Linked DNA regions of Homo sapiens: region 1 is linked to region 2. Evidence: read pairs that join two places in POLR2A ChIA-PET (ENCODE). Cell type or tissue: GM12878. All regions are shown on one strand. Each heading gives the region's core, and the rest is flanking DNA. Links, peaks and the distances in the headings are about the cores only. Region 1 overlaps KCNAB1 (potassium voltage-gated channel subfamily A regulatory beta subunit 1). Region 2 overlaps TIPARP (TCDD inducible poly(ADP-ribose) polymerase).

Region 1 (16,366 bases), core at 5,626-9,625, 210 kb after region 2:
CCAGAAAGAATGTGCCCAACAGGGGCTGGGATCTTTGTCTATGTTGTTCTCTAATAAATCCTATGTATGCTGTGGTATACAGTAGACACTCAATAAATATTAGTTGGATATGAATAAATGCACAAGGCCAGGTTTTGCACCTGAGTGTTTATACTATGTCATGTTCTTCTGTGGGTCATCTGAGTACTATATGGTGACATTTAAAATGCATTACGTAGGGTTTTTGAGACAGGGTCTTGCAACATTTGATCTCTGCTCAGGAAGAGAGTAGGGATGAGAGAAACAAAATTTCATTCTTTCCTCTTACCCATTTTTTATTTTTTTTTTATCTCCCTTTTTTGGCTTTTTGTTAAGTTTTATGTGAATTCTCTTGTCAGATGGGTTTATCTCCTATCTCATTAGATAAAAACATTCATTTTAAAGTGGTTATTGGGTTTGTTTAATTACCAAACTTGCTTCTAGTTTCAAAGGCGATGATACAATGCTTTCCTTTTTGCCCTTAATACAGAAGAATATTGGTTAACACTAAGCTTTCTTTCCCTTCCTACTGCTTCCCTGTACAAACTGTTCCATCCACTGGCCCTTAAAAACAAACAAAATGGTTTTCTTGAATAAGCAAATTCTGAGCTGACTATATTTGGATTGTCAAAATTTTAAGTCTAAAAGTATCTTATTTAATTATCAGCAATTTTGTATGATTGGCTTCACTGGAGCTAGACACAACACACGCTTTCCCTTTTGAATTTAAAACAAATACATAAAACTTAACATGGGGATACATTTAGAAATGATGGGTAAATTCCAAACTGCAGAGGTTGAGGCTTTTGTGGCATATAATATTTTCCACTATTTGAACATTAACAAATAATTACTTCCCAAAGTTGAAGTGACACCTCAAAAGTTTTCAGATTCCCAAGGAGGGTATGTGGGGTGAAGTAGTGCTGGAGTATGAGGGATGTCTTTGTATAATGTATGAATTTTATACAGGGGGCCAAGTGCTTTATTCTGTAATTTATGGAGACTCGAATCTTAAGCACATAAGGTTTTCCTAAACTTCCAGTTATATTGGACTTAATGGTATTTTCATATAAAGTAAACAAATTTGTTTCTGAAACTAAGAGTTAAATTTTTTTGGCATGTGCATGTAATTTAAGTCAGATTTAAACTTAGGTATTTAAACGTGTAACAAGCATAACTAATGATAATGTAATCCTTCAGCTTAATTTTTTTAAATCTCCTACTGGTCCTTAACATTCAGTAGAGCAAGTATCCTTTGGCCTTGATGAAAACTCAGACTGGTCCCACATCTTTTCTGCTCATTCTATGGTAATACAGAGACCTAAAGTCATTTTAAGTCATAAGCACATCCTCCAACAATCTCAATCAAACTTCAAACTCAAACTCTTTTCCTCTGCCCAAGCTGGGACCTGTTTAGGCTAGAAGACTACAAGAGTGTCAGGTATGTTTGGTTTCTCTGTTTCTCTATTTTCTCCCTCAAATCCCTGTCCTCCAGCCTTCATCCTCCAGGAGGCCCTGAAGGGCAGGACTCAAGAAGACCCCACACAGGAGACATTTGTAACTACCTTCCCTACCAGTCCCAGGAGGTCAGCACTCCCCCAGTGGTGCCACCAAGACAGATAGTCAGCCCACCTCTTTACCCCTGGATTTTCCAGGCATGCATCAGCTCCTAGGCCACTATGCTCCCCAGTCATGGGGGTAATGTTTTAAACCATCTGAATGGCCTTCAAACCCCCATCCCAACCAGGGTGGCAATGAAGAGGCAGCCTTCTCCCATGCTGGGGTGGATGGAGCTCACAGCACAGTTTTCTTCATACGTGCCCTTCTCACTAGACCCCCTTTACTCCCCTCTCTCAACTTTTATACTTTTGAAGCCAGTGAGGAGCTCCAGAGTCACTGAACAGAGAGTAGGGTAAGAGCAGAAGGGAAAGCTTCTCTTTGTAGAAGAAAACCAACTCCTAAAGAAAGAGGAGCTGATGGAATCAGGAAAGCACCGTCTCACAGCCCTCCTTATAAAAGCGGACACAGGCAGGGATCCTTGGTGGGTGCTAAAACAAGGTTGTGGGGGACAGGCTATTCACATAGTCTCAAATAATCACATTCTAGGTTATTTATTAGTTATAAAGTTAAAGAGGTACTGTCACAGGGGAGAAACCTGGCAGACATCACTTGAATCGAGTGATCAACCTGAACAGGACCAGCAATGGGATGCAGCAACCCTCCTGGGCCCTCGGAAAACAGTGTGGAAAATACTATGGAATAGTATGCAGACAGAAAAAAGAATGAAATCATGTCCTTTGCAGCAACATGGGCGGAGCTGGAGGCTATTATTCTAAGTGAAATAGAATCAGAAAATCAAATACGTCATGTTCTCACTTGTAAGGGGGAACTAAACAAGGGCTACACAAGGACATGAAGATGGAAATACTAGACAATGGGGACTCCAAAAGAGGGGAGGGTGGCAGGGTGGTGAGTCTTAAGAAACTCCCTATTGGGTACAATGTTCACTATTTGGGTGATCAGTTCACTAGAAGCCCAAAGCTCAGCATTATGTAATATACCCATGTAACAAACCTGCACATGTACCCCCGAATCTAAAATAGAATAAAATAAAAAAATTTAACAGTCATGACAATTAAATGTACTGCAGGATTCATGCCCCCCCCAAAAAAGCAAAACAAATAAATCCTATAAAGGACATTTTAGAAAATTTGAATATGGCTTGAATATTCTTGAGTATGATGATTGTGTTATGGTCATATAGAAGAATGCCTTATTCTCAGGAGATACTGGAGAAAATATTTATGAATGAAATGTCACAATGGCAAAGAACAAGAGAGGGAAAAACAAAGGCAAAATGTGGCACAATTTGGTAAATGTAGGTGAAGAGTATTGGGTGTTTATTCTTTCACCATTTCTATAAGTTTTTAATTTCTCAAAATAAAAAGTTGGGGGAAGAAAGAGCTATGGAACAAGCTCTTGCACACTTCATTTGAAAGTACAAATGGAGAACTGGCATCTCACTCTAAAATGTCATTTCAATTGTTTCTTGGTGTCTGGCTGAAACTTTGATTATTACATCTTCCAAGGTTTATATATTCCTAAAAGTGTAAACATATGTAACAACAACAACCTCAAAATATTTGTGCAGGACAATTACAATTTATAACATGTTTCCACTTATCTCATTTTGTCTTCACAACAATCTTGGAAATAGCTAGAATATTTTTATTCTTCCCATTTTACAAATGAAAAACTGAGAAGCTGAAGGTCTGAGCAACTCAGCCAAGTTTATATACCTAAGACTAACGCCCTCACCTTCTGATTGCAGACCTCATATTTTTTTAGGACACATATTAAATATTCAGGAGGGGGGTTAACAAAACCACTTACTCTCATTATTAATACTTCCTTTTGTACAGAAAGTAAGAGAGAGACTCGAGGGTATTTGTTTATCCCCGGCTGTCTGAGAATTTTCGATTACCCTGACACAGGTGGCTCTGCTCACTGCATTCAATCAGCATGCCAGTAAACCCTCAGAGTGTGTTGCTGCTAAGTCATGTTAGTCTCCAAGTCCTCTGCATGTCACTGCAGATCTGCTGCAGCAGATCGAGGAACTTACAGAAATGAATTCTCCTGAGATCCAGTCAACATCCCCTCAGAATATGGAGTTAAATTTTGTCACAACTCCAAATATCTCTCAGAGAAATGACAACTCACAGAAGGAAGTGCACATGAGTCATAAACCCACAGCCCCAGAATACTAAGCAGCTCTGTTTTTCACCTGACAGCTGGGGTGAGCAGAAGCACTCTCTGTTCTCCCTCTCTCTCTCTCTTTTTTCTTAACTAAAAACAACTTAAGGGAAAAAGAAGAAGAAGAAAAAAGCATCCTTTTGGAGCTTGGTGAAGTCCACAGACTTGTTGTGAGAAGGTACAATAGTCTCCCAAACATTTGGCCCACCTTGTTTTTCCTTTTTTAACTTACTGAATGATACAGATTGAATCTCTTCTGCCTTCGCTGTTGAGTAAAGATGTCATGAAAGAAAAAAAAGGTGGGGGAGGGAGGAGAGAAAATAGAGGAAGTAAACTGCATAGCATATAAGCATATCCTTCTTTAGAATCTTCCCTTCAAACCAGGACTTTATGGAATAAGGTTGGGAATCACTGATTTCCAAAGAAAGCGGAAAATACAACACCAGATGAGTACAATTGTTTTTCTGGAGTATAGTTTTCTTTAAAGCCAGCTCTTCACATATTTTCTGCAGCCTTGGCAATTGTTAACTTCTCAGTAGTTCTAGTAAAGGTAATTTCTCTAAAGCTCTTGTTCTTTCTATGGAACCCAGTTGGAAAAGATCATTTGTTAACCAGGGGCTCTGTTCTTATAGATGCATATCAGAATGATCCACAGTCAGAACTTTGTGGGCCTCTTGTTAATGCTGGAAATTTTTCAACAGGCCTGGAAGATTTGCCGGACCTGAGGCAACATGTCAACAACTGAGAGTGGTGAACTCTGTAATGTGCCTTTGCTGTATGACTTAAGATTATTCAGTTCTGCTCAAGAAAGAAAGTGAAACAAAGAAAGAGGATAAATGAAACTGGGTGGAGATGCAAGTAGCTTGTGAGACATAGGCAGAATTTATATGATGAGCATGGTAAAACTAAGTGGATTAGTAACCCCTGAGTCATAGTGGCCATCAACAAAGTAGAGAATGTGCATGCTGAACACAGATAGGAGGGAGGAATGGAAAGAGGTGATATTGACAACATATCCATATGCATACGACATCAAACATTTGAAATATACTAAATATAAATACATAAAATATGAGAACTTAAGTCTTCAGTCAGCCACCCATTGGTGACCCCCATTCTAGCCACAGAAATCCTCTGTGCAAGGAATGCAAATAGTCCTTAGCTGTTCATCAGGCCAAATGATGAGCTACAGGTCATGGCCAGGTGGGCTTGTCCCTGTGTCTTTCCAAGTATACTACTGACCCGGGCATCTTTTCCTTGCTGAGCCCCTTGCTGAAACCTCAGATTTGACCTATATAATCACACCACGGAGAAGGTCAATGTGGTAGATAGAGAGAACAGGTCACATGAGCACTGTGTGTCCCAAGATTTAAGTAGCTGGGTTCTTTCTCCTGCGTGAATTCTAGTGTAATTATTTTAACTGTCCCTATCTCTTCCCCTCTTTCTTCTCATAATGTGTTTTAATTGATTTGATAAACCATGTGACTCATGCATCTTAATTTGTTGTGTTAGCCTTCTTCTTTGAGACCTCTAGGATAACCTGGTAGTAGACCTGGAGACTACAATTGCATCAAGGTAATTTCCTGCATAAAAAAATTACAGCAGTACTATACAAACAGTAATAATAACAAAAATGGTAGCTCTAAATTTCGAGTAGTTACTAGGCAACATCCTAAGCATTTTGTGTATATTATCTCAAATAATCCTCACAATAACCCTATAGAGCAGATATTATTACCTACGTTCTACAGATAAGAAAACCAGGGACAAGAGAAGTTCAATAACTTGCCTAAGATCAATTGGCTCGTAACAGAAAGAGGATTTGAATTGAGGTCTGACTCTTAATGCCATACCTTTGCTATTTTGGAGGAGTCCAAGCTATTTTCCAAACCCCCTCCCCACTGCCCACCATTTCCTCCTATTAGGTCATCCTAACTAAAATCTACCCCCATAACTTCCTAGCCCCCTCCCATGATTAGTTTGTTTCTCCATTCTATTATCACCATCTAATGTAACTTTCTTACTAACTTTTTGTCTGTCTCCCCAACAAGAATGTGATTTTTCTAAGGATAGGATTTTTGTTTATTAACTTCTGCTTCTCCAAGTGCCCAAAACAGTGCTTAAATAGTAAGTATTCAGTGAATATCAACTGAATGAATGAGTTAATCCTATTATTGAGTTGTTTTTTTTTTCTAGAGACATCTTTGAAAATAAAGTCACAGGCACAAGATCACCTTTCAGGCTGAATAGATTAACCCTGGAAAATTTATGATTAAATCAGCTTAAAGGGCATAAAGAGTTTCAGAGCAAAATTTTAGGAGGAAAAAAAGGGCTATAAGAAAATTACACTGCCAACTCCATGGCTTGAATCTTACATGACTTCATCACAGATCCTGTGCAGCCCTGCAGCTTGGCTATCTCCATTAGATTTTCATCATATTATAATTTCAGGGCCTTGGACTTCTCCCATGATTACCTCTGAGAAGAGATCCAGAGAAAGGAGAGTTTTACATGCCTTACCTAGGGCATTCTAGAAATGGAGCTTACGTTTGTTTGCCCCAGCTGTGAGTGAGGTGCTGTAACCACATTGTTAACTCATTCAGATGGTGCTTTATGTTTCCTCTGTTTTCAGGTGAGGAAAGTGAGCCTCTGTGAGGATAGTAGCTTTTCCCAAGTGTACAGTCTGATAGGTAGCAAAGCCAGAATTTGAAGTTGTGTCTGTCTAATGCCCTAGTCCACTCTGCAGAAATATTGTTCCAATGAGGAGGTCCACTATGAACAGAAACATGAGATTTTCTAAACAGACGAACTTGAGATGGAAAGAACCTGAAGTGAACCCTACTGTCCCCCATTGTCATTTCTTAGGACGGATGAAATAAATTTGTCTTTTTATGACACAATTTTTTTGGTCTGTACAGGACAAAACATCAGCTAAATAGGCCTAAAGTATCAGGAAAATTTTTGGTGAATTTGCAGTTAAAATGGAAACAAAACTGCTTTTTAAAATTGAAACACTTTTTTTTTTTTTTTTTTGCAACAAGCTTGGCTGGGTTTGGCTCATCTTCTTGGATATGAAAATCATTTTCTCCAAATTAATTTCTTGAAAACTCAACTGTCCCGGGCTTTCAAACCAGGGGGTTAAATTGATCTGATGTACACCAGAGGCCTTGGGAACGTCCTGGCCAGGGTAATAAATGAAATGCATTAAATAATCTTAATTGATACAGTAATACTCAGGGGGCAGCTGTATTGCCAAATTGTCCCTTTATTCATTTCTGCTCATTTAGATATCAATCAGATTTCTAAAGAGAGATGCAGTGCATCTGGATGCTACTGTGATTGTAGATGAGAAACAGCATGTAAGTGTCCTGGGGCTGTTTGGCAGCAACCTGTCAACATCTCCTTGAAATATGTTGAACCAGGTACTAGAATGTTTATAGAGGTTAGGAAACCAAGATGGGTTTTCAAGTAGAGGAAAATGAAGTTGGAGCTATTTAACTTTGGAGCTTTATTCATTCAATCACTCAAACACTTGCTCAGTCATTCATCCAGCTAGTCAATAAATATTTATTGAGCACCTACTATGTGTCTGCGGCTCTGTCAGACTGGGAATATGGTTTATAAGCCTGCGTGGTCAAGTACAGTAGCTACTAGCCACATGTGGCTATTGAGCACTTGAAATGTGGCTGATCCTAATTAAAATTGTCTACTGAGCAGCTGAAATGTGTTGCTCCAAATTAGGGTGTACACAACTGATTTCAAAGACTTAGTAGGGAAAAAAAAGAATGTAATATATGCCATTAGTAACTTTTGGATACTAATGGATCATGCTGAAGTGGTAAGTTTTGATATATCACATTAAATAAAATATAATAACTAACCTCACCTGTTTCTTTTTACTTTTTTTTTTTTACTTTAAGTTCAGAAATACATGTGCAGGACGTGCAAGTTTGTTACATAGGTATACATGTGCCATGGTGGTTGGCTGCACCCATCAACCCGTCATCTAGGCTTTATACCCTGCATGAATTAGGTATTTATCCTAATGCTCTCTCTCCCCTTGCCCCCCACCCCACAACGGGCCCCGATATGTGTTGTTCCTCTCTCTTTTTACTTTTTTAATGATGTAGCTAATAGAAAATTTAAATTATATATATGTGGCTTGCATTATATTTCTATTGGACAGCTCCCTGATAATATTTGCAGAAGATTTCTTCCTTCTATATCATGTTTTTTCGAATGGCTTGAAGGTAACTTTCAGGGAAGATAATAAAAGATAGAGGCAGAAGGCCTGATCTACTGTGGTTAAATGATGTTTCTAGGTTTTAGGTGGTTAATTTTGGTTTTGAAAACTTTTTACTTTGGAAGTTAAATATCTAGGTCCAGTATTTTGGAACTGTCAAAATGTAGAAAATTTGGGATACTGCAATGTTTTTTGCTTTCTGGCATTTTCTAAGTTGTCATTGGATATCCTGAATCCCTGAATATCCATAGATGCCTGCTTTCACATGACAACACTAAAAAAGATGGCTTAGAAAGAAGTAAATACTTATGGAATGGGTTATTTGACAAGATGATACTATGGGAATAAGTGAAGCTAACTTTGGTCTTGCTTCTCTTATTTGAAATTGAGACATCTGGGCTGCTTTATGTCTGTGCTGATCTGCTGGCAGGAAAAAATTAATAACTGGAACCGTTATCAGCATGGAAATAATATTTAATGACTCAGGAATTCTGTAAGAATAATCAGTCTTGGCAACAAGCTCTATATGAAAAGTAAGGACTCAAATCCAAGTGTTTTTAAAATAAAAAACTAACTAAAATTTAATTTAATTTAAAAATCATATTTTCAGATCGAAAAGTTAGTGTGTCCCCTCTTCTTGCTGTTGTCTACAAGTGGTACAGGCTTATACCTTCCTTTCATGACCACAGTTAGGCTCAATCTGTTCTTCCTGGAGCAGTGAGAAGAGTATAGGTAGAGATATTAGCCTGGTGTTTGGGAATGACAGAAAGTCAAAAGAAACAAACAAAAAAACCCAAAAAACTCCTCATATGGCTCCTTGGACACACAAATGCTCTGTGTCCATCCATGTCCAGACTGACTCTATTGCCTGAACTTTTTCTTGTCTAATGAGCTCGAGAGAAGATTTTGAAATACAGGTTAGGGATTTGTGGAAGTGACAGAATTAGGGATATGAGCTTCATAGAGCATAAAGAACTGTCAGTGACTCTACTGGGAGGAACACAGACCCATAAGAAGGAGGAAATGGGATGTGGGGCTGATTTTTTTCTAGGACTGGAAAACATGCCATCGTTGCCAGATATTGTAGCAGAGACAGATGGCATGGCAGATGCTGTGAAAGAAAAATGACTTACTACTAGGTGAACCAGAAAAAATAAACAAGAGGGACAGAGGAAAAAGTACACAAGCTCCCCTCCATTGTCAGGAACATCTTCCCATAGCCTGAAAATGTCTAACTGTATTCCATGGGGTTGCAGATTGCGAATGAAGTTTCTCACCCCTTTCTCCACTGATTGCACCTTTGGAATTTACAGCCATTCTTTTGAGAGGACTCGCTTTTTGTCTATTGATTTTCTAAGAAATAAGGGAAGGAAAAAACTAATTAGATATATGATGCCAATATGTTATAAAGATGCTGCAGTTAATCTTTTTCTGGCTCAAATGGTTGCTGTATGATATGTAGAAACTGGATGAAGCTCGTCTTGGTTTATTTTTAAAATGTTCCCGATTAACATCATTTCATGGTAGAAACCACATGAATACAATTGGCATTTTAATAATATTTAAATGGAAGTTGTTTAAAATGTATCTTAGCGATGCTCATTGTGGGCACACACATGACCCTTGACATTTGCATAGTTTATGACTGGAGACTCTCAGTGTCCCCAAGTTCTTGTACTCCGCGCTACCTGGTAATCAGTGACAAATAAGAGCAAGCACTGGGTTGGGCTGAACTCATTTGAAAGTGCTACGTCCCCTGTGTTTAAAAGAGGTGCCTCAGCAGAATTATGTCAGCGTGGGTTGTGACTCCATGGGGTTGGCAAATAATAGTTGAAATCAATAAAAATGATTTACAAATGCTAAGGGTCCATAGTATTAATAAATGTAGATTTAATATATAAATACTCAACAATATATACTTGGCAACCACTGTTGTGTCACTTAAACAGAAATGGATGCAAGTGAACCTAAAATAGCCAACGTGAGTTGCTGAAACAAGAAAAAAAGTAGTATCATTTGATATTAAGGATTTTTCTGCCACTACCGAAAAAAAAAGGTTGGACAACTATCTGGTGATGATTTTTTCACCACATTTGAAAAATAAATTGAATAATTAATTAACGCCAATAGAATATCATTAACTAACAGAGTTACTGTAGTGTTTTCAAGGGTAATTTGATTATAAATAACATTTGCCTTCTGTAATGTTTTTAGAAACACTGATAGTCTTCCTAAGGTATACCCCCATTGTACATGTACAACTTTATTCCCATACACACACTGTATGAGTTACAAAATTGTTGCAAAGGTGACTCTCAACAACATGGAATCCAGAACTAACACAGGCACCTTGTTTTCCCCCCATTTTTAGGGTGCCAAATGTACCCAAGTCCACCGGACAGTCCTGTCTCTTTATTTCCTATTTCTTCTTTATTTCCCAGATCAGTACCTTCCCCCGGTACAGTAAAGTAGAAAAGACTATATGTATAGATGTGTTTCCAGAGACTTATATCAAACTCTGGTTGTTCCAGTGGGCCCACCTTGGAACAAATGAGTGTACTAAGTTTGAGGATAAACATTTTCTGAAAGCTAGGAAAAGCTCACATGGAAGCTATTTCAATCTGGAACAAGTCCTGCATGAGGAGCTGCCTGTGGAATGTCCCTGCAGGGTCCTCCCAGAAGAATAAGCCTCAGAGGTTGATTGGCCTGCTGGGGTGAGTCTCCCCTTCCTAGTGAGGGGGAGCAGGCAACATTCCAGCATGAGGTGGTTGATTGCTGCTGTGCTACAAAATGCCATGTGCCTTGACCTTATCAACAAGTGGCGAATCTCCATTGTTTGACACCCTTCATTATGCTTCTGAGCTTGGAAAATGACTCAGGATAAAATAGCTTCCCATTCCGCTTTGTGGAATTGTATATAAGAAACTACTCAGGAAAAATGTAAATTTTCTCTGATTCCCATAAAGGCTAAATAATGCTGCAGTTACGAACTCCACTGGGCAGCAGCAATTATTTTTTAAAACACTTTGAAGATTTTTAAAATAAATTTCAACATGTAATAAATATTGATACAAGAGACATCATTATCTTGTTGGTATCACATAGTTTGGCTCCTAATTGAGGATTTCCTCCTTCTTCTATAAATATAATGCAAATTATGTTTTCTGTTTGAGAGACTCCTACAATATATTCCTAAAATTAAAGGTAGGGGTAAGATGGGAACAAAATTCTTAAAAATCTCAGATGTTCTGCTATCCTGTACATGGTATAACTGCAAAGAACACTGTCTAAAAGAGGAAAATAGTCACTAGGCACTTAAAATGTGAAGCAATTCCAGTCTTTCATAGACCCCACTAAATGGCATTTTACTTGACACTATTGCAGACTAAATAACTTTAGTGCTCTGTTTTAATGTGTCATTAAGAATTGACTGGAACATTTCTACACTGCTGGTGGGAACGTAAACTAGTACAGCCACTATGGAAAACAGTGTGAATATTCCTTAAAGAACACGCGTGTTTACAGCAGCACAATTCACAATTGCAAAATCATGGAACCAACCCAAATGCCCATCAATCAACGAGTGGATAAAGAAACTGTGAGATATATATATATGTGTGTGTGTATATATGTGTGTGTGTGTGTATATGTGTGTGTGTGTGCGTGTGTGTGTGTGTGTGTGTGTGTATATATATATATATGATGGAATACTACTCAGCCATAAAAAGGAATGAATTAACAGCATTTGCAGTGACCTGGATGAGACTGGAGACTATTATTCTAAGTGAAGTAACCCAGGAATGGGAAACCAAACGTTGTGTGTTCTCACCGATATGTGAGAACTAAGCTATGAGGACACAAAGACATAAGCATGCTACAGTGGACTTTGGGGACTTGGGGGGAAGAGTGGGAGAGGAGTGAGGGATAAGACTACAAATATGGTGCAGTGTATTCTGCTCTAGTGATAAGTGCACCAAAATCTTACAAATCACCGCTAAAGCACTTACTCATGTAACCAACTACCACCTGTACCCCAATAACTTATGGAAAAATAAGATAAAAAATAAAAAAAAGAGTTGAATAACGTCATATTATCCTTGCAATAAATACTTCTTATACTAATAAAATGCTTATGATTTGCTTTCTCAAACACCTAATCTTTGCTTTGACAAAAAATATGCAGTTTTATGTCATTTCCATGGAAAATTTCCCACGCTGATACTGCTTTATAATAAACTCCTAATTTTACCCGGATTCAAGAAAGAAGAAAACTGTAGGAGAAAGTTAGTTATAAGACTATATATATTTTACATTTCTCTGTAGTTGAGAATGAGACAAATGGCAAGGAAAATAATTTCCATAACTTTTTTATGGTCAGAAATACAACCCAGAAAAATTTATAATATGTCAATCATTTATACTTTTCCATTACTATAACCCTTCTATAACCCTATAACAAGAACCACTCTTTACAGAGCCTGATTTATTACAAGATCCTGCCTTTTGAATCATCAAGGACAAAGTTACCTTCAATGTAATCTCATGTGAATCAAACTATTCTAATTATTTTAAAAGTGGTAATCCACATCATACTGTTCAAATAACCAGAATATTCATTTTTGCTCTTTTTCTCAAATATCTTCATTCTCAATCACCTCAGGTAAGTGATAATCCATATGATTTTAAACTTCAGTTAACTGGAACATTCTTTTTAATTCATCCTCAGCCTCTCAAACTATCTTCTGTCTCAAACATCCTAGCAAGTTCTGTAAATAAATGTAAATCGAAGAAAATCTGGTTTTAGAAACATTCTGAAAGCTTCCACAGGGAGAAGCTTAAACTGTGGTCCTCAAACAGTTATAACAGAAGGGGGATAAAATGTTGCAGCTCCTTGAGACTCAACAATCAAACTGCAATGATATCTTATTTTGAAGCAGTCACTGCTGTGGAATCCCTGCTGGTGGCACCACTGAGCATTGCTACCACAGACTGGAAACTAATCAGACTTAGAGCCATTATAAAATAGGAAGACCCTCAAAGGATTTACTGTGACGCGATGATGGCTGAGTTATAAAGCCCCTTTCCAATTAACTTTATTGTTTTAGTTGATGAAATCACAAAAGTGAAATGAACCTGGAAAAGGTGAGCACTGTAACCAGCGGGAGCCACGAGCCCAATGCCTTCAACTGCTTTAAAAGAAGAAGACGCAGCACGCAGAGCATTGGTTTTGGGGTTAAACGCTGAGGCCAAAAGGCATCAGTCAGAAACATTTTTATTTTTCACATTCAGTTTGATCAGTCTGAATACAATTCATTTCCTGCTGTGAGCAGAATAAGCCCTCAAACTGAATCAAGATTTCTAGAGTATTTTATTAGCTTTCTTAACTTACCTTCCATGGGAGTGTTACTGTCCGGTCGATTTGCAAAGACCACATCCACATACTCGAGCTGCAGCCTCTGGAGGGAGCCCTTCAATCCTGGGAGCAGAAGCAGGAAACAAACCCCAAAATCTAAATATGAGCACTATTCAGAGTTGAAGTTTGGTTTCTTTCAAGAATTTGCTTTAAAAAAATAGAATTGGAATAGTTTCAAAAATGCGTTGAATACAATGATTGTTAATTGACTCTAGAACGTTTTAAAAATATATGAAAGGCTGACTTCCCCCAATAAAAAAAGTCTTAGAGCTTTTTCAGGAATATTATCACTCTCACAGGAAAATATACACTTAGGAATGACCTTCACAGTGACTTGTATGTGGCAATATCCAGAAGCAAAATTTAGAATAAAAAGCAGCTTCTTTCCAACAGTTAGTGTTTTTCTTCTTGAACAATGCAAATTAATATTTATGTATTTTGGATCACTTAATAGGCTTATAGTGAGCTAGAGGTACATTTATTACACATAAAACTCATTAAAATGGTTTAAATCAGAAATAAATGACTGCCCCAACCCCATCTTAATGTAAATGTTGGTTTTAATAGTAATATAAAGGGGTTAGCAAATGAAGCCTTTGCTCAACATTTTACTAATTGGAACAAAGTTTAAGGAACATAAAATATAGCTGAGCTCTACCATTTCTATTATTCTCTGTTTTGGGGGAAGAAACAAAAACACTGGACGCTAATGCTATAAAGACTGAAGACGTAATATGAAGGAGAGAATAAGAACTTAAAAAGGGAGTCAGGAACCAACCGCCTATGTTTCAGCCCTAACCATTTGGTCACATTTCTATGAATACTCAGAAAAAAATTAATTTTAGTAAAATTAATGCTTCCCTGAAATAGAATGTATTGTATATAATATTATGCAACCAAAAGGATGACAGTGTTCGAGAATCATGTTACCCTATTTCCATGGGGCACAGCATTTAGCATTCTCTTATCAGCCTCTTTAATTCCTCAGGGAGACCAGAGGCTTTAGTCTCTTTATTATAGGCATAAAATTAATTGCATGTTAAATGAGGCTCTTATAAATTTAAATTTGGTTCATTTAAATTTGATTTTTCATACTGGTTTATCAGCCAGCCACAATTACTTTTCTGACAGGAAAATGGAGTGCTTGAATATTGTTCTGGAAATATTTTCCATCCATTGAGAAAGGATTGTCTGTGATGGTAGCTTGTTAAAAGCTTTGATGAAGAGATTAGGGCAGACAGATGTTATGAGGTCTAATGCCTTCTCCTATAAACCTTCTGTGATGCTCAGGCACAGGGTATCACCAGCTATCTCAAGAAACAGTGTGAAATTAAATTAACATGAAAAAGTATCATGATATGAGCCACTTTTGGGGACAGTTGTATGCAGGGAGGAGGTAAGGAAAGGACAGGAATACTAAGTAAACAAATAACAGGGTATCACAAGGTTTGAAAGGTCGGAAATCTGCACTCTAGCATGCTAGGGACCCCACTTGGGTTCTCTGACCTTTCTTTGAGACTCAATTCTCTAGTCTGCAGTGGGCCTAACAATACTGACACCTTCAGAATTGCTGCTCCTGGGAGAGCTGTGTAACATAGTCTACAGAACCAGAATGTGAAATTATACCATGGTGTTCGCATCTGGAAAGTTTCAGGGGGAAGACAGCAGAAGACCAAATGCCAAAAATTTTCACTAGACCCCCTGTTTTGGAAAGGGGCATTTAATGACAGTTCTGGCCTATGCCTGGCAGAGGAAATAAGTATCTTGTTTTCTGACAATGGCCCTCTCTCTCCGTTCTCTTCTAAACAGCTCAGTGTGGGCTGAGAGTAACTAGGAGAAGAGGCTACAAATAACTTGGCACTGTTACAGCACTGTGTGATCAGGCATGTCACAGACAGGTGTGATTTTGTCATTTATTATTCCATCCCATGAGCATGTATTGAGTTCCAATTTTATCCTGAGACCGTGCCAGGCTCTCGGGGTTTAAAGATGCACAGACACAGTCTTCATCCCAAGGAGCACTAACAGTGCATATTGAGAGCGGCTATTGGCACAGGTTCCTTGTTCAAGGTCGTAATATGTACCTGGAACTAATGATATGGACTTGATCCTAAGGTCAGCCTCATGGTATTTGGTCATTCCCACCTCTTTAGTTCTTTCTCTGAAAAGCACTTTCTTGATATTTGGCAAGAAATTCAAGTATCTGAGGCCAGTGATCCCTCCTCTGACTTTGAAGTGGAGTGAAAGGAAATTGTCCCTCTAAAGGACACTATCCACTCACTTTAAAAATCTCAATCACGTAAAGTCTTGTAATCCATGGTATGAACTTTGGATTCTGTGTGAGATTTAAAGACATTGGTTGGGGAGGGTCGAGTGAGGAGGAGATTAAGCAGAGGAAATAATATGATCAGATTTCCATTTTGAACTGATGGCTCCACCTGCTGAGAGGGACCTGAAGGCACAAGAGTGAAGGCAGGCACAGCCACCGCAGCTCATCCAGCTCAGACAAAGTTAGTGAGAGGTGTACACATTTGGGACAGGTTGTGTAAGTAGTAATACATGGACTTGCTGGTGTGCTGGACATAGGGTGTGGAGATTAGAGTAAATAAGAATGACTCCTAGATTTTTGGCCTGAGAAGTGAAGCGACTGTTACTAAATGGGGCAGTCAGGGGGAAAGCCAACCGGAGGTGGTCGGGGAGCCAAGTTGAGTCTAAGTAGCACCTCAGTCACTACATGGAGCTCTTGGCAGCTGGATGGACCAGTCTGGCATTCAGAGGAGGCGAGGCACAGGGTTTGGGATTCAGGGTACTGATTTGGGCTGTCCCGAATGACCCTGTGATATCCCTTAGCCTCTCTGAGCCTCAGTTTCCTCATCTGTCCAAGGACAAAATGGTGCTTGGTGATCTTCCTGCTTTGGTCTTTCATGTGACTGCAAACC
Region 2 (16,366 bases), core at 5,573-9,572:
CCCCACCTTTTGGTATCTATAAAGATGTGCCACTGGGTTGTCTGGAGACCAAAGGAAGAAACAACTCTTGGCAAAATGGAAGAAAAGCTCACCTACAATTCAGAAGAGTGAGTTCAGTCCTAACCTTACATTAAGAAACTGTATTCTTAGTAAGTATGACAAGTAATTTTAGTGAGTATCACAAGAAGAGGTGGCTTACCTAGCAAATGAGAATGTAAATTATTTGAAAAGGTGAACTTTCCCCATTCAAATTCCCTCAAGTAAAAGGAAAACAAGAAATCACCTTGTAGGACTCTCCTCACTTGCCCCGGCAGTTTGGCTAAGTTGTCCTGTAACATAGAAGGGTCTCATCTTGAAAGTAGTTTCATGGAAGGAAAAAATCTTCCATGAAGGAGGTAAATGCAAGTTCTGTGACTCATTCCAGACACAATTATATTTAGTTGTGGAAAAATGTTAACTCTAAAAAATCCAATAAGTTACTCATTCTTCTAGTGTAACTGGATTTATTGTAGCTTATTTACACTCAATTTGTTGAGGAATTAAAATCCAAAGACTAATTTGGAATTTCACATTCTAGGAGTACTAACCAAGGTAGACTCTTATTTATTTTTTATCTCTAGTATTCAGGAATGCATTTACATAAAATGAGAGTAAATATTGCAACTTCATACTCGACACTTACTGTAAATATGGAAGCAGTATAAAACAGGAGCGGAAGAGGGGTCTCCTTTTTATCTCTCTCCTGAAGAATGAATTGTGGAGGATGTAGTGGTTATTCCACATCATAAATCGAACCTCTTTCAGACCCCGAGAGTTGGCTTCTTCAATCAATCGAATGACAGACTATGGAGGAGAAAACAGAACAAAAAAAAAAAAAAAAAGGAAAGTTAATAATCATGGTTAAAAATGAAAATTAACCAAAGGCAAAAGTTAACCTCACAGGAATTTCAATAAAGTACAGTGAGTCTAAATAACTCCCTTTATATGCTAAGATTTTTTTTCCCTTCCAAGTATGTAGGGTGGAAAGATGCTCCCTGTTCATAAGGCATGGATTTCCACCTTACAAAACATGTGGGGCCCAGGGAACTATTTTATTCTATTTTGAGCCTTAATAATATCATAGAGAGTTTTCGTTCATATTTCTTAAGGGAGTTTTCAAAAGAGGAATTAAAGATAGTGATGTTGGCCAGTATCAGTGGCTCACGCCTGTGAGCCACTCCCCACGCTTTGGGAGGCAGAGAAAGGAGGATTGTTTGAGGCCAGGAGTTCGAGACTAGACTGGGCAACATCGCAAGATCCTGTCTCCACAAAAAATAAAAAATAAAAATTAGTTGAGTATGGTGGCATGCACCTGTAGTCCCAGCTATTTGGGAGGCTGAGGCAGGAGCACTGCTTGAGCCCAGGAGTTCAAGATTATAGTGAGCTATGATTGTGCCACTGTACTCCAGCCTGGGCAACAGAGCAAGACCTCTCTCTCAAAATAAATAAATAAATAAATAAATAAAATTTGAAAAGGTGGTGGTATATAAAGTTCAAGCTCTAAACCCAAAAAACTTCTCAGAGGAAAAACACAGGAACAGTCTGAGTATTCTGAGAGTACATTTTAAACAGCCTTGTATTCTATTTGGAAGGTAGATAACTAGTGATTACCAAGTATTCTGAGAGTACATTTTAAACAGCCTTGTATTCTCTTTGGAAGGTAGATACTAGTGATTACTTAAACTTACTTAGTTTAATATTGTGTTTAACAATAATTAACATACTAGGTTTTTTTCTTTTGCTATTGTCTTTAAAAATAAAAGTAAGGTAGATAAGTTGTTCCCCCCTTTTGTAATGCTGGAAATGAACTTAAATTGAAAAAGTCAGATCTTTGGAATGTGAAATTAATCTCTAAAGTCCATTTGAGGTTGTTTAAATGACTCAGAATTGTCATTCAGAAGCAAAGTAAACCATCATCATTTTAAAACCTTGCTTTGAGACTGAAGGGCTATTATCACTGTCTCAGACTAAGGATGCAAGTGCACATAGGAGAAAATTGTAAATAACTGATTTCCCTGACCACAGCTCAATAAACATTTTCAAGTACTTCTTCCAGAGACATGAGTGATTGTTTCCATTGGGCTTCTAAAATGCTAAGTGTAACACTTGATCCAATCTCCATAAGCCCAAGAGCCAGATATAATCAAAAGTTATACCAATTCTCATGTCGTGAAAATTACTCCACAGGCGGCAACAGGTCAAAATATTTCATCTCTATAATGCAAGATTCTGTGGAAAGCATTTTATTTATCTGATAATAGTGGTATGCTATCTTTGGATTTCAAATTAATGGAAAGAAATAAATTTTAAGAAAAAGAGAAAAGTTTTCTTGTATCAATGAGACTCAATTTTATATTCATAAGCTGTTTGATTATATGCATAGTTCTGCCTAGTCATTGTTGTAAAGAAAGAATAAAAGAATACAGGAAGAAAAAAATAAATTTGAAAAATGTACTTGTCAACAAAGAATCTGTAAATACCTCGGGATACTCTCTCCATCCAAAGTGGTCCCTACAGAAGAATTTCCAGACTGTGTGGTAAATAGAGTTGACATTGCTAGAGGGTGGTGTGGACAGCCTTCGTAGTTGGTCAAATTCAGTTGTTTCATACACGTTCATGGCATTCAAATCTGCCCAAAATTCTTGTCCTCTAAAAAAAAACAAAAACAAAAAAAACCCAAAAACCTGTTAATAAATTTGTAAAACAGAAATATCTAAAAATATCATTGGACATTAAAAATACATAGCATAGCCTGTTGTAGAATTTTCAAAACTTGCTTTACTTGGAGTAAAAGCATATTTATTGCCGGTTGTTTCCACAGCATCCATTTCCTACATGCCCTTTCTAATCAAGACCAAAATTTCTAGGCCATGGAATTATAGTAAGATTGATTTAACCCCACAGCACCACTGGCCTAACCCAATCAAAATAAGCCCACCCTCCACTCTACAGTGGGCTGGCCTCAGCCAATCAGGGAGTCAGTTTTACTATGATGCTATATGTAGAAACTAAACATAGACAGAAAATTTCTCTTCAAGCTTGACCTTTTTTTCAGAGGCCATCAGTTTACTTGAGCCAATACAGGAATACACAGTATTGCCTGATCAAAGACAGAATAAAAGAAGGGAAAAATAAAATGAATCCGGATAAAGCCAGTATTAATCCACCCAACATCAATATTATCTTTTATCCTGTGGGTTGAAAAATGTTGGCAAAACATGAAGAAAAAAAAAGTTTGGATTATTATGAGGTTTAGCTTTGAGAATATTTTGGTCATCTTATTATCTGGTCGACTGCTGCTGAATCATTCCTTTACAAATGTCTCCATACTGTTGGAGGGAAGTCCCACTATATGAATCAGACTCATTTAATAATTTATAAAAGGTAGTCCAATAAAAACATTTGTGTTTCCTCTTTTATGGAACTTCACCTAGAGTTTGAAACATTTGAACCATTATTTCAAATAACTGGCATAATGGTCATTATACTCTTCTCTCTTTTCTTTTTTGTGTATGTTTGAAAGTTACTATAAGAAAATATAAAAAATTAAATATATGATAACAGCACAGATATTGTAGCATAGTGTACCACAGATTTCTAAATGGATGTCTACAACACAGGAAATACTCTAGATCTACAGGCATTCAGAAAGACTGGTACATGTGAAGTCTAGGTGTTGAGACAGATTTTCCCAATAATTAACTTATTTCCTTGCTGTAAATTAGGATTTTGAAAAGGATATTAAATTTGATCTGTGGTTGCACCACTGCACTCCAGCCTAGGCAAAAAGAGTGAAACTGTCTAAAAAAAAAAATTTGATCTACGGGTTTTGCTAGCTAGCACATTTTCCAAAATCTGCTCTTAGAATACTTGTTTCAAAAACTATTAACAGGTATTCTGTGCACAAAAGATTCTGCAGACAAATATTTGAAAAACAGATTATACAAATATTTGCCATCCTCTATCCCAATGTTCACAATTTATGAATCAGGTTCTACACTGAAAAAACAACCATATAACCAACTGATGAAGCCAAAAAGTATGGAACTTACAAAAAAGCAGTATACTCCTTTAAAATTCCTAAAGATCTTGCCAATAAACCCCAAACTTCTTGCTTAGTAAGAGTACTAACTAGTTGGATATGGTCTCAAAAACAACATATAATATTAATTAAGTATGAAATAAGATAATATAATGTAGTTTAAAATAATATTTGGCCACTGTTTTAAAATGATTTATGGTAAGTAGGAATATTTAATTCAAATAGAAAAATGTTTCTGGGAAATCCTAAAAAGTGAAACAAACACGACAAAACAAAAAAACAAAAAAAGTCCTGTAAACTGGAACTCCTATGCCTAAATTAAACTTCATATCAAGTTGCCTTAAGCAATTTTCATTAACTTTAGGAGAATCTGATGTTATGATTGGGAAGTGAGATAAAAAACTTTCTCCCTGTTAAGATTGTTTCAAGTTTCTAAACATATTTTTCCCCCTTTAAGCTTATCGCCCAGCAACTGTTCCCAATTATGAGTCACAAATCCTCAGTATTTCCTTTAAGGAGTTCTTAGAACAGCAGTCATTATGTTAACATGCATTATAATATAAACAGCCAATGCTTTTTGCTGTTTAGTGTCAGATTTTATTCTGGACATCACTCTAGCAATTTCTGTTTAAGCCTGTATTACTGAGACTTCATAGATAATGATTTGCATGAGAAAGACATCTACAACTGCAGCTTTTGCTACATTCTCTGTGCATGTCAGTCCTTTGGGCATTATGAAGTTTCTACGACAAATCCTAATTTACTACAATCAACTGTTCTTTGGATTGATGTATCAAAGTACTGTTTTAGCTCTATTTGATTTTCAATATGCTTTTTCTAAACTTGACAGAGACAAAAATCATAAATTTGAAAAACATTAAATTATCTTTTTGTAAGATTAATTTTACCACCTGCTCTCCCTTAAACAGGGAATGCTTTAAAAATCTAAAGCCAAGAGGTTTTTTTCTCCACAATCTGCATCAGCATAAATGTGTGCAATATGGGTGCCAAATGTTCAACAGCCACCACATTCTTCTTTATCAAACTATTGCTTCCTATTATCAGAAAGCAATTATGAGTCATCTATGTATGATAATCGTGATGGTGGGCTCTACTGGGCAATACACGAAGAATTAAACAGATGTAGTCCCTGTCTTCCAGGGGCGTTAAGAAAGGAATAACTAACAAAATGTAAGCCAAAGAAGCAGTACATCTGCCTATCTAAATTCACCAGTGGCAAGTACATTCAGGAAATAAGAGACAAAGAATAAACATGCAGCAATATGGGAGAGGAGGTGGTTATTGGCATCCAGTAATGGATAAAGGTCAGGAAAATTAAGAGGTTTTACTTTATCAATCCAAGATAGCTTTCTGCAAGAAGAAGAATCTTAGAAGCAGTTTAAATAACAGGAAATATCACTGTAAGTAAAGAGCTGTAAGAACAAGGAAAAAGAGGTCTCCAAGCACTTTGCTTCTTGAAAGACGGGTGGAGACAGGATTGGTACTAGTTGGAAAAGGAGACCTTCTAAACAGGGGTATCTGAGAGATGAGGAAATGGGAACCTGTAAATTCCTATAAGGGGGTAAAACAAGCAATGTGAGAGACTTCAGGCAACAAACTGTGGACGTTTAAGTCCAGGGTGTCAGAGCCTTAAGATATAAGGTTAGGAATTTACAGTATTGAGCAGATGAAGTTAGAGTCAAAGCAGTAAATACAGGATGTTGGAAACTGAGCAAGAGAGACAGTGCTAGAGATTGGGGGTGTCTCTGTAAAAGCAAGGTGCAATAATCCTTGTGGATGAAAACCCCATCTGGTCTAAAGGCATCTCTACTGAGGGACAGCCAAAAAAGAGTATGGGTAATAGCCACTGTACAGTAGGATTTATATCTTGCTATTTGTATCAGATGGCTAAATCCATCAGTATTGTTTTATCTAAGATACAGCCCTATCATGAACCAGAAGAAAACAAAACCTTGTGAACAGACTGCTGATTTTTGCTATTAAGGGAAGAATGAACTTGAACCGCTGAAATATTAACAATTCTGTTTTTCCACATCTCACCACCACACATCCCACTATAAGAATCCATATACAACACTAATTTAAAATGCTGAAAAGGACGCCCATTCTCATAATTTAGATGCTTTATAACAATGGTTCTCCTCTTATTCAACAAATATCTGCACATACCAATTAAGCCAACATTTTCCGACATACATTACCAATGCATAGAGCACCAACACCCACATTAAGTCAGAAAGTATGCCGCACATATTTCTTTAATAAGTATACTAATATCTTAGTATTTAAGATCCTGAAAAGAAAGTAAAAAGGACCTATGACATGAATAATAAACAGTTGGAATGCAAACCAAAACTAAAAAAGAAAAAGATGCTAAATGAAACAGAAAATAGTAAGAACACGACTTCTTTCTCAGATAAATAGCTCTTGGGTTTATACATTTGGGAGCTCAGTAAAGAGTGTAACCATTTTAGGCAGTTTCTCTGTTTATAAAGTGTTTGTAACCAAGAAGAAAATGAGACCAAAAAAAAAGCAAAGTAATTTAAAGTAGACACATTAATTTGGTACTGGGCTCTGCTTTGGCCATAAGAAAATGAAAAAGGCAAAATGACACAGAGCACCAATCTAGTGGGAAAAGGAAACCTTGCAGCATAGTGTGAAGTGTGGCACAAAGGTGGTCAGAAGCAGATGGCTTACCTCTGCTGGAAAAGGTGTCAAGAAAGGTGGTCAAGGGAGTTGTTCCAGAGTGGATAAAATGTGAGCCAGGTCCAGCTACCAGGCAAACAATGGGAGGCAGGACACCACATGCGGAGTGACTCCATGTGTAGAAGCTAACCAAACAAGGCACACAAGAATAGTGTGCAAGAGGCACACCCAGTTCATGTGGGAGGTTAGGGTATATGTATCTATGAGAGATAAGGGATAAAACTGGACTGGATAAGTTGGCTTGGGCCAGATAATGAAGAGCTTTGTTTACTGTGTTAAGAAGTTAGGTCTTGATTCTATGGGCAGTAGGAAACACCAGTGAATTTACAACAAAGTCCAGACTTGCCTTTATAAAGGTCACTCCAGTTGTAGTGGTATAGAAGAATGATTTACTTATTTATTTTTGGCAGTGGACAGGTAGAGAAAAACCATTCAACTGCTAAATATTAGGATATTTATCAATATTATTCTATGAACAGCCATGTATAGTTATTAGAACTGCACAAGAGACATATGATGAAAGAGGACTAAGGAGGCAATGTAGGAATGAGCTGAAGTATTTAAGAGTTAGAATTTAACTGCATGAAGGATAATTACACGTGGGGCAGAAGAGAGTGAAAAGAGTCTAGGATGTGTCCCATGTTTCTGGTCTGGGTGGTTGGATAATGGTGCTATTAACAAGACAAATTACCAGACGTACAGCAGGTTTAAGTGGGAAGGTGATAGAAATAAAACATAGAACTCAGACTTTGGCATAGGTTGATTAAATACAAAGTTTTCTGAATCCTACTCTGTACAGTTTTAACCAGATCGGTTAGACTTCAGAACCTTGGCTTCCTGCCTGTAAGAGCTAACTGGTTTCTCCAAGGATAAGCCTGTGACCTCAAACTAATTAACACACACCCTAATCAGCTAGACTCACCATACACAATTAGTAGTGTCCTTTTATTTTATTATTATGATGTAAAGTGAAAATATCTCCCAACACGGAGGGTCATAATGATAGAAAGATAAAGATTAAATGCAATGTGGAGAGTACTTGAGGTTCCGCTACTGGCTTGAGACAGGCACAGCAGATGGGATATGTTTGCCGCTGCTAAAGAAATTTCACTGGCGAACAAAATATAGCTGGCTTTTGATACCTGGCTTTGATATTTCCAGGACTCATTTAGCAATGCTGGAATATCTGGCAGCTTATATCCCTTCAAATGTGTTACAAGGTGATGAGAATCAAAGCCATGGCATACACAATACCAACACATTTTGTGAAAACAGTGTAGTTATTAAACTTCAGAAAACTATGTATTCGTAACTTTCTTCTTTAGAAGCAAAACTATTGTTTATTCTGTTGCTACTTAAGATTTTTGCTAACACTGCCTCAAATAAGTAGCACAGGGCTACTTATTGCGGGGGGGGGCGGCAATAAAACTTATTCATAAATGCTTACATCCAAAGCAACATCTTTTAATACTCACCAGAGATTAAATTTATTTTTCTTTCAGTTTTTTTTTTTTTTTTTTTTTTTTTGAGATAGGGTCTTCTGTCACCCAGGCTGGAGTACAATAGTGCCAACTAGGCTCACTGCCACCTCAAACTCCCTTGCTTAAACTACCCTCCCACCTCAGCATCCCCAGTAGCTGTGACTATAGGCATGATCCACCACACTCAGCTAATTTTTGTATTTTTCTGTAGAGACAAGGTTTCGCCATGTTGCCTGGGCTGGTCTCAAGCAATTCTTCTGCCTCAGCCTTCCAAAAAGCTAAGATTACAGGCGTGAGCCACTGCGCCCAGCCTCAGAGGTTAAAATTCTACACTTAATTACCACACTATGACACTGTAAAACTATTAACATAAAACTCAGATCATGGATTTATCTGAATACCTCAAAAGATTTTTGAGTAGGTAAAAGTGTTCCCCAACTTAAGATACAATGCATTTCTTGGGATAAATTCTTGAAGAAGTGATCATTAGGCCTTGTTGCTGCTCCCTTGGTACCTCCTGAGACATCTTGGAAATTCTTATTCCAAGAAGGCAGCAAGTTAGTGAGAAGGATGCTGTCTGAAATCACATTTATCTGTGTGCCAAACCTCATGTCTGATTCATAAATCGTTAGACATCTGTAGTCTTAAAAGTCATTCTAGAAGTGAACCCAGTGAAATGAAGAGAGGCAGGTAAGTTTCCTAAATGAAAAAGATTATCTGTTTTTAAGCTTTTTAATTGTATATTCTCCAAAAGCATGTGGGGAGCTAAACAAACATAACACAGTTTATTCTCAAAACACACTGATACTAAGACATAGCCATTTGAATACATCTAGATGTTTGCTAAACCCCTAATAAATAATACCATACAATGAAGTCCACCGGCCCCAATGCAACCACTAAAAGCAAATTACAGTATCTACTTAAGGAAAAGAACCTACTAAAATATTGTTATGCTGGCTTTTTTGTTGTTTGTTTTCTATTACACAACTACAGATCAAAGCAAAGAACACAAAAACACTTTCCAATAAAATGTGGATAAGTCTAAAATCTTTCATAAATAAAAATTACACTTATGAGATCAGAAGATCTCACTGCCATCTATTTATGGTAGTGTGGGATTAAATTTTGCATCATGAAGGTACCAGAAATGTCATACAGCCTTAACTTTTATTCAAGTTTAGTCACATGTCCTAAGATCACAGAAGGCACTATAAATGAGACATACTTCTCAACCATAGCCTGATGAGAAAGTGAAACTTAATTTCTGTAAGAACAGCTGGGATAGAAGGCACAGGTTAGTTTTTATAAATTGGTAGCATGCCTTATACTACCTTAAATTATGCAATCACTGATTTTTATAAAGAGTAGATATCCCCTCTGTTAAGAAAAATATTTTTAAAACTGAGAGGTTTCTATCTTATCTCAAAGTAAACAATAAAAAATGCCTCCCATGTATTCAAGGCACAAATAGTGGTTAATTCAATTTTTTGAATATAGACTTTGACATCCCTTAAAAAGGGATAAAATAAACGTTTTTATAATTTTTTCTACATAAATATAATACTATATGTAAATGATAAAATTACTTAAAAATAAGTTGCTTTCAAATACCTCAATTCAGCACTCATTTACACATAACTACTAGTTATAGTTATCATAAAAATATTTTCTAATGCCTAGTAAGATATAAACTATTAGCTTAATTTATTTCTGCTTTGACTTTTAAATTACAAATGATACCCATAAAAAGGTTTTTACTCAGAATTTTCTATTATTTAGCTTTGGCTTTTTCCCCAATTAGTCCAGATGAACTAACTGATCAATGAAAGAATCAGAAATATACTCATTGGTGACTTATTACGTATTTGATGCTAAGAACCCAGAGAAGAGTAAACAGCTTTCAGCAGACTAGAGATTTGAATGCATACAAGCAACCTATATATAGAGAATTCATCACTCTGATAGTTCTTTAAACAAATTGCTAGAGAAAAAGACTTCCTAGAGAAAAGACAGAGAGTCTTTTTATTGTCTAGGTTTTATAAGCTATAACAAAACCTTTCAAACATCGTCTTAAATTGGTAACTTTTTCTGAGGGAGTTGGATTCTACAAAGCCAAGTTTCTATGATAGATTCAATTTTATCAATTAGTTAAGAGAGTCGAAATTATTTCTGAGTAACAAATTTGTAGAACACTTTACATAATGCTTCTGATGTCTGCCAGCATTTGGATAATCCAAATGTCAGAAAGCAAGCAAGCAAAGTTCCTTCTGTTTCACATACTTTACCCTGACTCTGTTTCACATACTCTGCACAGATTCAAGGATGTCTTTCTTTTATTAGGATGAGTAATTAAACCTTAGAAGGCAAACCCAGTGTTTATCCTGTGCTAATTTTTACTCTCTAAATGCCTGGTAATGAAAGAGCTAAGCCAGGTGACACTCAGAAACCAAAGACCAACCACAGCAGGAAATTATTTAGAGTATTTTGTGCCATTTGCCCTCTCTACACCTTGATCAGCTGCAGGAACTGTGAAGATCACAGGGTGCATGCAAGATTCTGAAAGCACATGCACTACTGCAAGCAAAGTTCACCCTTTGGTCCTCACCCTTGCCATTCTTCACTGACTGTTCAAGTGCTAGTGAAAATTTAGACCAAAGATGATCATCCAAACTCTTTGGCTATGTCGTATAAGTGGGACAATTTAAGAATTCTTCAATTAATTCAAAAAGAAAAGCTAATGTAATAAAGAGAAATTCTTGTAAGTGTGGTCTAAACATATTTTCTAATCATTACCAGAAGTACTATGTTTCAACATAAGATTACTCACAAATCCTTCCTTATACTCAGAGGCAATAGCACCAAAACAGAGGACTTCAATTTGCATGAAGAATACAAATTTACTGAACTCTTCCTCAGACAACTTAGTCATGGGAGATTCTCAATACACTCCTTACACAACTTTTTGTGGTACACATACTCGAAAGTCACTGGTTTCTGTAGAAGGTGAAAAGGAATAGTTGCTCTAGCATTCTCACTCTTGTAAGAACTTATCCTTTCATTGTGATGACCATGCAAAGGTTCTTTACTTGTCAAGTGGGTGTTACCAGTAAGTAAACAGCATAGAGCAGAGAAAGATCCAGGAGACAGACACATTTTGTTGTGTGGAAACGGCAAATAGGAATGCTTAGTTAACTCTCTTCAATGCTTGCCTTAGTAACAGTAACTAGCTAAGTCAGCAAGGAAAATTGGAAGTTTCACAAATGACAATTAGAAGTTTACTAACGTCATCAACTTCTAAAATTTGAGTTCCTAATCACAGAATTGATTATATTTAGCTCAAGTCTGCAATACTGTCCTCTTCACAGACTGAATATAAATCTTTACAAACAGAATTTATTGTACATAAAATCCTTAATTTTCAAAAATTTCAAAATGTATTTCAGAACCTACCACTTGTAATTTCAAATTCACTATTAACAAGTGAATTAATCTCAAAAATTTGAAGCTTTCAGTTACTGTGTCAGGGATTGAGGTGGATTAGGTTTAACGTTTGAAGGAAGAAATTTTAAATTGGGGTGAGTCTGTATACGGTATAATTCTCAGTCCCTAGAAAGCACTGTCATAAACAATCTATAAATATAAAAATAAGCCCTATTTAGTTTTGTTAAAGAAATTCCTTCACATCACTGGGCGCAGTGGCTCACGCCTGTAATCCTAGCACTTTGTGAGGCCGAGGCAGGTGGATCATCTGAGGTCGGGAGTTCGAGACGAGCCTGACCAACATAGAGAAACCCTGTCTCTACTAAAATACAAAATTAGCTGGGCATGGTGGCGCATGCCTGTAATCTCAGCTACTCAGGAAGGCTGAGGCAGGAGAATTGCTTGAACCCAGGAGGCGGAGGTTGCAGGAGCCGAGATTATGCCACTGCACTCCAGCCTGAAACTTGGTCTCAAAAAAAAGGAATTCCTTCACATCTAAAATGTGGCTTGTTTGCTCCTAGAAATGGTGAACTTCAGAAGTATTTTATTCCTTGTACAGTTTCTGTTTAAGGTGTTGCAAAGTAGCGGTAAAATCAAGATCTCAGGCTATCACCTATTTCAAACCCAGAATCAAAGGGAAAATGGCTTAACCTTCAGCACTGTGGTCTTTTTCAAAGATACAAAATCTCTCGAACTCACTTTACCTTAAGACCCCAATCTTATTATAAAAGAGAAACTCTCCTACTTTTACAAAGTGAGTTTCTTTCAAAACTTTTACAGTGTCCAATTTGAACTAGCCATACAAGTTGTGCCAAAATAATTATCTTGCAATTTGAAATATGTTTTTTCCTTTGCAAAAAATGATATACACATGTACTAAGTTTTCCTTCCACAAAAAGACAATTGCAACTCACAAATTGGAGACTGATAATTATTAAAGGTTGTTGGCTAAGGTTAAGAGGACTTAAGGTCCTAATTTAAATGCAATCCAGAATCATCACCATCAGACAAAGGATGCAGAATCTGGTGGTCTCAAATCAGGAGATAAAAATAAAAGAGACCATGGGAAAAAAGTCATAATCTCAAATGGCTGTATTTTTGTAGCATTCCTTGAGTAGTCAAGGTTTGCATAGACTACATACTGCTTTATCCTTTAGGAATAGCACCCAAACCCAGAATAAAACTAAGGATCACTGACCATGATTAGAAATACACAGAAGAACTTATGAAGTTTATCTTTACTTTATGGTAGATTGTAAATCTATGATCTAGAAATTCTAGTATAATAGGATAATTCTAGTATAATAGGAAATAGATTTACAGGGACACAACAGAGTTATCAGTCAAAAGTCAGCATTTTTTTTTTTGCATGCCCACTATGTGCAGAATGAAATTTTAAATGCTGAATGGAGTTACTACTATAAATTGAGCACCCCAAATCTGAAAATCGGAAGTGCTTCAAACCCAAAACTTTCTGAGCACCAAGATGATACCCAAATGCTCACTGGAGCATTTCGGATTTCAGATGCTTAACTGGGGTACTATGCAAATATTCCAAAATCCAAAATCTGAAACACTTCTGGTCTCCAAGAATTTTGGATAAGGGATATTCAACTTGTATTCCTTTTTTTTCTTACTTACAATAAAAAGTAAGAGCTTTGGATTCAACTCAATGATAAAATATATAATGTATCATGCAATTATTTTTAGGGAATGCCACATAACCTTACAAGCTATTTCCTCCAACTGTCTGATTTAAAAGTTATAAATCATTTTGACAAGGTTCATTTTCATTACCATAAATACATCAGGAAAAGAATGACCCCAACCTGAAGCCAGGTGGCAGCTGCTTCAAAAAGTCTAATCTGCTTATTGATGAAAAACCAAAAAGGGAATAAATAAATGATTGCTATTGATTGCCATGACAGCTCTACACAGATCCAGTAACTTCTCTGGGTTAGTATAGACAGAAGCCAATTAGTTTTATTTCATATGTAAATAGTAGCATAAAGAAGTACAAAAAATAATTCATTGGATTGCTTTATCCTAAAGCACAAGGCACACATTTTGAAAGTCACTTCAAACACAGTTCTTGCTTATGGAGCTGTCTTTCTCTTAGGCAGAAATTTTTAAAATAAATTTAAACTCATCCAGCTGTGTATATTCAAGAACTACCAAAAAGTCACAAGGCATAGTAAGTTTCAGCTGTTCTCCTCTCTCCAGTGTTATCAATAACACATAATGAGTTAGTTCATACATCATCACAGCTGTGCACGCCAGAGCTAACTTGGCTAATTTAACTACTCCAGTAGAGTTCAGTCAGGAGCTTGCTCTAGTTTAGCTAATTCACTATGCAAGTCATATAGGGACTGTAACAGTATATGCTTTTTATGATCATTAATATACATTTCTCTTTTATATAGAGTTTCTGTGAAGTCATCTAATGGTATTGTCCCTTGGACAGAGTTTAAAAATAGACTTCTAAGGGCAATTAGCAATCAAAATCACTCAGCAACTAAAACTATGACAACACTCTAGCCTTAAGCCTTAAAGCAACTAAAGCTCCCTCTTTTATCAGTGAGCATTAATCCCAAAAGAAAAAAACCCTGTCCTCTGAAAAAAATTAATAATGGATTCAGGGTTTGCAACTTTCCTCTTCCTCTTCACCTCCACTCTCTTTCAATAAATTCAGAATTAGAAATAATCATTGGTCACATGTGCACCTGCAGGTAGCCTCCAAAATAAGGTTTGCAGTGTGTCCCTTCTTGACAGGTGGAAATAAATAGAAAATTGTTCTGGCTCAATTTAAAATGAATGTAATATGAAACTAGTGGTGATCTTGTTTGCTAAAGAGAGATTTGCACAACCTCCATAATTTCAATTATCCACAACAGTACTCCACAGTGTGCAAGGCTCTTTTAAAACTGCTTAATTCTGCCATCCAATGTCATCGTCTACTAAGGATGAGTGCCTACACTGTTCCAGACTCTGTTTTCTTAATCGAAAACACAACACTCAATGTTGTTTCTCAACTGTATATTTGGAATTTGGAAATTCTCCAAGGCTCATCTCGTGTGCAAAAAAGAAGCCTCAGCATCTATATCTGGGAAGTACATACACACTAGTATGCAGTTGATGTTGGCAATGAACGTTTGTAGATGTACAAAAGCAAAATGAGAAAGCAAAGTGGGATTACATCATAATTTCATTACAAGGAACAAATAAGCATGTATTATTGAAATCCTTTTTTAATGTGCTTTTAGTATCTAAGCATCTTGACTAAAAAGTTGGAAAGGTCCTGTGAATTTATCTAGTTCAACTTCCTTTCCAATTTCATTCCTGAGAACAAAATGAACACTATACATATAATTTAGATTTAGGTATTAAATCCAATACATTTGCAAAGCTAAATAAAAGATTTTATCTGTACAGTTTGAAACTATGAACTTTCATCTCTGCTAGAGACCCAGAACTATGAACTTTCCCCAAGTATATCACACAATGAAGATGTTATGGATACAGAATATGATAATGATTTACCAAGCCATATAAACTACTGAAAACAGTGGGATAAACAACTGCCATTCATTATTTCTGAATCCAAAGACTGCTGGTTCCAACTTCGACATATACACAGCTGAACACACACTTCCTGGTTATGCGCAATCTGCACAGATAGACCAGCTTTACAGGCCTGACCACAGAGATTAATAGCTTTAGCCAAATAATGTGGTAACCATGTGAACCTGGGCTGCTCCAGCTTGTTTGTGAATCTCTCAGCAAGGCTCAACATGCCGTTATCTGCATCTTGTTGCCAGGAAACACAACATCGCTTTGGAATACAAGGAAAACCAGGTTGCAATGACCACAAGTCAACTTCCCAAAAGCCTAATTTTTGACACTTAGCTATCTACTATATTACAACATTTCTTCCTGTAATCTTCAGAGAACTTCACTTTACTAGTAATTTAACAGTTAATACTTTTTGCTATTTTCCTAGGACAGGACCACTTATTACCACTAACAATGTAGTAGGAGCAATGGTAATTATAATACTTCACTCACACTTTTCTTCTCCCAAGTGTCAGATAAACATTAGTTTACTTCATTAAAACTGATTTGGAAATCAAGCACCCACTGCAACTACCTCATAATACAACAATGCAGGCTTATGGGCCTATATCTATGTCTATTCTTAAGCAAAACAATCTTACCAAAGGATAAAAAACAGCCATATGCTCCTGACCTAAGAATTCCTGGATTTTCTGGGATCAAAATGATTATCTTGCCTTGTTCTCATGGTAACAGACTGTCATGTGTTGGCCAATAATCCTGCTAGTTTCTTCCTGATCAATTCAAACAGATAGAAACTTAATGTACCAAGATGCTGAAGTACTCAGCAGACTGGAAATTTGCTTCATGAAGGTGAAGTGGGAGCCGCTGTTCTGCAAAGTTTTGCAATCTGGAGATAGAAGGATTAGAGTGGCTTTGAGAGTATATAAAATTAATTACCCTTGACATAGCAATTAGAATTGCTAGCTCATGGGCAACAGAGATTTTGGAAAATACCTTATTAAAAAGATTTTTAAGATAA

The links. ChIA-PET counts read pairs that join two places held together with the same protein. Peaks named below come from ENCODE experiments on the same cell type or tissue, not always from the same donor. Only the 100,000 strongest peaks of a DNase experiment are listed, where the experiment ranks them.
Region 1: POLR2A ChIA-PET joins it to region 2 with 5 read pairs; 5 of 35 experiments call an interaction of 5 or more read pairs at or near these places.

Annotation. Positions count from the first base shown.
Region 1 is chr3:156,471,858-156,488,223 of GRCh38, reverse strand. KCNAB1 (potassium voltage-gated channel subfamily A regulatory beta subunit 1) reads right to left here. Exons shown (of 14, transcript NM_172160.3): 8 at 13,404-13,490. Among named protein-coding and RNA genes, the nearest start is that of KCNAB1-AS1, 33 kb to the right of the region's middle. RefSeq lists enhancers at 4,350-4,439, 4,470-4,729, 3,963-5,162. In GM12878, for the core only: no CTCF peak of the experiment used is centred there; no DNase peak of the experiment used is centred there.
Region 2 is chr3:156,680,342-156,696,707 of GRCh38, reverse strand. It overlaps TIPARP (TCDD inducible poly(ADP-ribose) polymerase), which reads right to left. Exons shown (of 6, transcript NM_015508.5): 3 at 2,520-2,688; 4 at 683-843. Among named protein-coding and RNA genes, the nearest start is that of TIPARP-AS1, 13 kb to the right of the region's middle. In GM12878, for the core only: no CTCF peak of the experiment used is centred there; no DNase peak of the experiment used is centred there; H3K4me3 peaks cover 907 bases; H3K27ac peaks cover 1,099 bases.